Regions from separate parts of the Homo sapiens genome. Here region 2 is linked to region 1. The links are chromatin loops, found by intact Hi-C in ENCODE. Cell type or tissue: gastrocnemius medialis. All regions are shown on one strand. Links, peaks and the distances in the headings refer to the core of each region. The heading gives the core; the rest is flanking DNA. Region 1 has its middle 27 kb from the start of KCNS3. Region 2 has its middle 190 kb from the start of KCNS3.

Region 1 (2,911 bases), core at 139-2,638:
GAGTGAAACACAGGTATGGTCTGTGTCTGAGGAAACCTAGAGTAGGGCATGGGTGTGGTCTGTGCCTGAGGAAACCTGGAGTGGGGGACAGGTGTGGTCTGCGACTGATGGGACCTGGATTGGGGTACAGGTGTGGTCTGTGGCTGAGGGGACCTGGATTGGGGGACAGGTGTGGTCTGTGACTGATGGGACCTGGAGTGGGGGACAGGTGTGGTCTGTGGCTGAGGGGACCTGCAGTGGGGGACAGGTGTGGTCTGTGACTGATGGGACCTGGAGTGGGGGACAGGTGTGGTCTGTGGCTGAGGGGACCTGGAGTGGGGGACAGGTGTGGTCTGTGACTGATGGGACCTGGAGTGGAGGACAGGTATGGTCTGTGGCTGAGGGGACGTGGAGTGGGGGACAGGTGTGGTCTGTGGCTGAGGGGACGTGGAGTGGGGGACAGGTGTGGTCTGTGGCTGAGGGGACCTGGAGTGGGGGACAGGTGTGGTCTGTGGCTGAGGGGACCTGGAGTGGGGGACAGGTGTGGTCTGTGGCTGAGGGGACGTGGAGTGGGGGACAGGTGTGGTCTGTAGCTGAGGGGACCTGGAGTGGGGGACAGATGTGGTCTAGGCCTCCCCTTGCTGCACATTGCTGTGGAGGGGACTTGTTCTTCCCCAGCCCCCTGCCCTTTCCTTCTTTAGGGTGAAGACCTCCAGGATATTGAGGCAGGAAGAAGGGACAGAGAGGAACAAGCCTTTTATGGTATGTGGGGGTGGGTATGTGTTATTTGGGGGCTGCTTCTTTGTTTTAACTGTATCAGCTACTGCTGTGGTCTTCTGTTAGCACTCGCGCCTTCTCTAGTTTCCACAAATGGCCCTCAATGTCATTGCATGGCAGGTGTATGCTGGGCTTGCTTTTGTTGGTGACATGAGGGGAACAAGCTCATGCTGGGACTCACCTCGGAGACCTGACAGCGCCTTCTCCCTGCCTTCCACTGAGCTTGGAGATTCTCTGTCTCCCACTTTCTCTTGCTCTCAGTGGTCTCCCCTTACAGAGGCTTTCTTAAGGGCAAACCTGCACTCCTGAGGGATCCAGCAGGGCCCGGGGAAAGTCACTATTCTGGCCACACCAAAGGGTAGGAGCAGAGCAGCGTCACTGCCTTCCTCCCCCCTGCCTTCCCTCCCAGTCCTCTTGCTTGCTGGGGTTGGCTGGGGCAGGTCTGCAAGACCCATGCTGGGCAGGTGTCCACGCAGGGAACCACACACTCACCTTCCTGCAATGTCCTGTGTTCATCTCCTGGAGCCTCCTACTCCTGGGCTTGTGGTGGGCACCTTTCCTCTGCTGAGCCATTCTGCCCTTTCGCTTATGCATGTCCCTAGTGATCCCTACTGGGCAAAGGAAAAGCCCCACTCAACCCAATAGCTAACCCAATAAAGCAGGTGAGATGGGCCTTGTCCCTGCCACTGAGCCACACTGCTAAGTGGAGGAAAATGTGACCTCCTTCAGGCCTGAGAATATCATTTGCCTTCTGCAAATAGGACCAGCTAATGTTATCAAGGAGGGCTTAGGGCAGGTTTTATTTCAGTAGGGGGCCTTTTCAGGGACTGGGACTAAAACAGGATCCCCTGAGCGCCGAAGCTGGGCACCAGTGGATTCCTGAGCGCCTCCCAAAAGCCATTAGAGGGCAACAGGCTCCCCTGTGTGGGCATCTTCTGCTATTGCATCTGCACAAAATCGCAGTGTCTGAAAATTAAAATGACTCATAATCCCACATGCAGAAATAATCCTGTTACCATGCTGTTGCATTTACTTCCAGGAGGCTTTTCATGAGCACGGTAAGTATGTGAGTCTACATCCCTCTTTGTTCACTTAATTGCCCAAGACAACTCAATTTTGCCACTCAGCCATTTTTAAAATATAAAGTAAATGTTGCACAAAACAGTGAAATCATTGCTGGAATACTGAGGAACGGTCACTTATTTTATACTCAATAGTTTCTCTTTCTCCTCTCCCTCTCACATGCACACACAATTTTTAGGGAATCTTTATTCTTCCAGGTAGGAGTTGGAGGTGGGAGGAGAGCAGGGAGTTTCCTCCATGCCCTCTTCAGTGTGTGCCCCAAATTTGCCAGATGCTTTTTACATGAGAAACTTGTGACGTAGAAACCTGCTAGGCCAGGCACAGTGGCTCACACCTGTAATCCGAGCACTTTGGGAGGCTGAGGCAAGCGGATCGCTTGAGCCCAGGAGTTCAAGACCAGCCTGGGTAACACAGTGAGACCCCTGTCTCTACACAAAATCCAAAAAATTAGCCAGGTGTGGTGGCATATGCCTGTAGTCCCAGCTACCCAGAAGGCTGAGGAGGGAAGATCACCTGAGCCTAGGAGTTCGAGGCTGCAGTGAGCCACGATAGCGCCACTGCACTCCAGCCTGGGTGACAGAGTGAGACCCTGTTTCAAAAAAAAAAAAAAGAAAGAAACTTGCTACTTTACAGATAAATAACCTCAGTTCAGAAGAATGAAATGACTTTCCAAGGTCACACAGCTAATGGTGTTAAGACCAAGAATTAAGCACAGTCTTTGATGACCCCAAAGCCGTTATCTCTGAGATACTAGACCTACAAGATAGAGCTCCCTCCCACCCCTGGAAATGGTGTCATCAACTGACATCAGTTGGGACAGTTTCCAAAGTTATTTTTGATCAATTTTACACATTCAGCCAGAATGGCTCCAGCTCACCCCCAGTTGTCTCCAGATAGGCACTCACATTGCCCTCTAAGAAATCACTCCTGGGGCCCCAGTTGGTGAAGGATGTTCTAGATCCTGGAAATTCTCCCCGCAGTTGTACTTTAGCACCTGTAACAAGAGATATGATGCTGTGTTGCCAGGAAGTCCCAAGCTGAGAGGAGATACCCCTCTGTGCCTCCTGTAGTC
Region 2 (2,911 bases), core at 280-2,779, 220 kb before region 1:
ATTGCATACAAAGGACTTTGCATTCAAGGAGAATCATTTCTCTAGGAAGCTCAAGGCATTTTATAAACCAAGCAACCGCTAGAGTAAGCATAATAATTCATTGTTAATAGAGAATACTCTCAGTTAGCAGGTAGAAATTTCTTTAAACTTTGAAAATAGCTATAGACTTCCCTTTCTCAAATAAACCCCTCTTTAAAATACAAGACTGTTGAATAAGCCATACTGCAGGAAACCATGCAAGATTTGTTGAAATAGGAAAGAGCGAAACTCCATCTCAAAAAAAAAAAAGGAAGAAAAAGAAAAAAAGGAAAGAGAAGTAGGACTCTGTTTAGATTTCTTACTTACTACTATGAGTTTTCAGAAATCTTGGATACAGCAAAGTATCAAATGTCAAAGTAAAAAAAATGAGAAGCACAGTTTTAAAAACAGCAGTGAATTTACCAAATTATCTCCTTTTCCATCCCCCGATCCATTTCCACACACTGCATCCTGCTTTGTGCCCTAGGAGGGCAATCTCTAGGGATGCATCTCTGGACCCCTTTGCCTTCCAGCTTCCTGTTGGTTTCAGCCACACAGGAAGAGGCTCCATCCAGCAGGCTGTCATGGGGCAGAAGCAGAGAGGGGTGGGATTTCATTACCCTGTTCCCTCCCCGTTGGGCCACTGCCTGGATGTGGCTGCTCTCCCTACAGCCAGAGGTCCTGTCAGGTAGCCCCATCCATGCTTCAGCTCTCATAGGCTGCAGTCCCCTTTAGCCATTTTTTTTTTTTTTTTTTTTGCGTGGCTTCACCCTGCCGTCAGCCCTGCAGGGCTCACCATGCCTTATTACTATTTCTAACACTGCCCACTCCCTGAGAAATGCGCTGGTTATTAATGACTTCTGAAATACTCCTTCAAGTGGGCCCTCTGTTTCCCGCCGTGGCTCTAATTGAAAGAATGACTTTTTTGTGTGTGTCTAAGTCTGTTTGGGCTACTGTAACAGAATACCATAGACTGTGTGGCATAAAAACAACAGAATTTTGTTTCTCACAGTCCCAGAAGCTGGGAAGTCCAAGATCAAAACACTGGCAGATTTGCTGTCTGGCAAGGGCCCACTTTCTGGTTCACAAACAGGGTCTTCTTGCTGTGTCCTCACATGGTGAAAGGGACAAGGGAGTTCTCTGGGGCCTCTTTTATAAGGCGCTAATCCCATTCACGAAAGTTTTGTCCTCATGACCCAATCACCTCCCAAAGGTCCCATCTCCTAATACTATCATATTGGGGATTAGATTTCAACACATAATTTGGGAGGAGGGCAAAAACATTCAGTCTATAGCAATGCACTTTAATCTTGTTACCAGGGTATGCCAAGAGAAAAGCACCAGTAGTGCACCCCGAGGGTGCTTATCTTTCTGAGATCAGCTTTTTCTTTTCCAAATGGGAAAACTATCTCATTGTGCAGAAATCCACAATGATAATGTCTACACCAGAGGAAAAGTGTTTGAAATCTTGCAAACTCTGTGTGGTTGTAAGCAGTGAGAGATATAGAGTTTGAGAGCTTGGAGGAGGCTCTGCAGAAGCAGTGGTGATGAGAAGGTGCACCCAGTGTGCAGAGAATAAGAAAAAGAGCAAAACAGGCCGGAGGGGAGGGAGACACTGGGAGCTTATGAGGACCAGGTGCAATGCCCTTGAAATCTGCCAGGGGAGTCTGCAAGTCCACGCTTTACATGCTCAGCAGGGGCAGAAACCCTGCCTGAGGTGAGAGCTGATTCATTCTGAGAGATCACTGGAGACAAGGAGGGGGCAACCTAAGCAGACAGAAGACATGATAAAATGAATGTCAACAGCCCCTCTTGGCTGAAGGACAAATAATAATTCCTTAGGGAAGAGAAAGGACCACTGGAACTCAACTCAGTGTCATAAAGTTCACCTAGAGGCAAAATGTCAGACATCTGTAGTTAGTAAAATCATTTAATTTAAATGTTCAGCAAATCTAGTTATAGTATGACCTGTAGCATCCTCACTGAGTCCTTCTCAAGCTGCACGGCTGGTCTTAATAGCTCCCTTTTTAAAACCCAGAGAGGCTATATTTTTGTATCTGAAAATATCTGATGCCAGGTGGACTAGGCCAACCATCTGTTTATTTAATGGGTGCCCAGAAAGGGAGAGAATGTCCAGCCCACTTGTCAGACAGAGGTAAGGGGACACAAAATTCATCTCTGCATACAGATTTATACTTTCAGAAAAAGGAAAGTAGGGAACACACAGAATTGTAAAAGTTTAGAGCATGGAGAAGGCACAGATACCTCCTGTGCCAGCTTCCTCACCTGCCATTTTACAGATGAGGAAAGTGAGGTCCCAAAAAGATTAAGGACTTCCCCACTCTCACAAGATCAATGCTAGAATACATGTTTCTATAGTCCCAGCACATTCCTGTCTAGGCAGGATAAACAGCCCGGATAACATCTAATTCTCTGGGTCCGCCCCCTGCAACAGTTGGAAGATTCTTGGATTCTTGCAAATACGAAGACCTCTAAGGTCAGTGAGGATGTCCACATATCTCCAGTTCACATTGCTGCATGTACACGCTGTTAACATTTCTTGAGAGTATATCAACTGAAGATACTTCACTTTTTTCTCCAAGACAAATCACAAGTTTATTGCAAGTAACAGAGCTTCCTTTGGATTTCTACACAAGGAAAAATAGCAATGGCTAGACTCAAACCCGGACCCTTTCATGGGGCCACCTAGTCAACTTGTTTGCTGCAAGCAGTTTGGCTGGTGGACTAGAAATTGTTTTGTGAAGTGAGATGACATTTAATAGTCACATTCTTGTTTCATGAAAACCCTTTCCAAAATAGCTATTGAGAAAGGAAACCATTCTTACTGGAATGTTTACAAATCAACTTCACAGTCACTTCACTGGACCTCCCT

The links. Peaks named below come from ENCODE experiments on the same cell type or tissue, not always from the same donor. Only the 100,000 strongest peaks of a DNase experiment are listed, where the experiment ranks them.
Region 2: a loop joins it to region 1, with 8 times the contacts of the local background. A loop is called at or near these places in 2 of 110 quality-filtered maps.

What each region holds. Positions count from the first base shown.
Region 1 is chr2:17,850,689-17,853,599 of GRCh38, reverse strand. No RefSeq gene overlaps it. Among named protein-coding and RNA genes, the nearest start is that of KCNS3, 27 kb to the left of the region's middle. In gastrocnemius medialis, for the core only: a CTCF peak has its summit at 1,682 (motif pointing right); a DNase peak (open chromatin) is centred at 1,659.
Region 2 is chr2:18,065,883-18,068,793 of GRCh38, reverse strand. No RefSeq gene overlaps it. Among named protein-coding and RNA genes, the nearest start is that of KCNS3, 190 kb to the right of the region's middle. In gastrocnemius medialis, for the core only: no CTCF peak of the experiment used is centred there; no DNase peak of the experiment used is centred there; H3K27ac peaks cover 363 bases.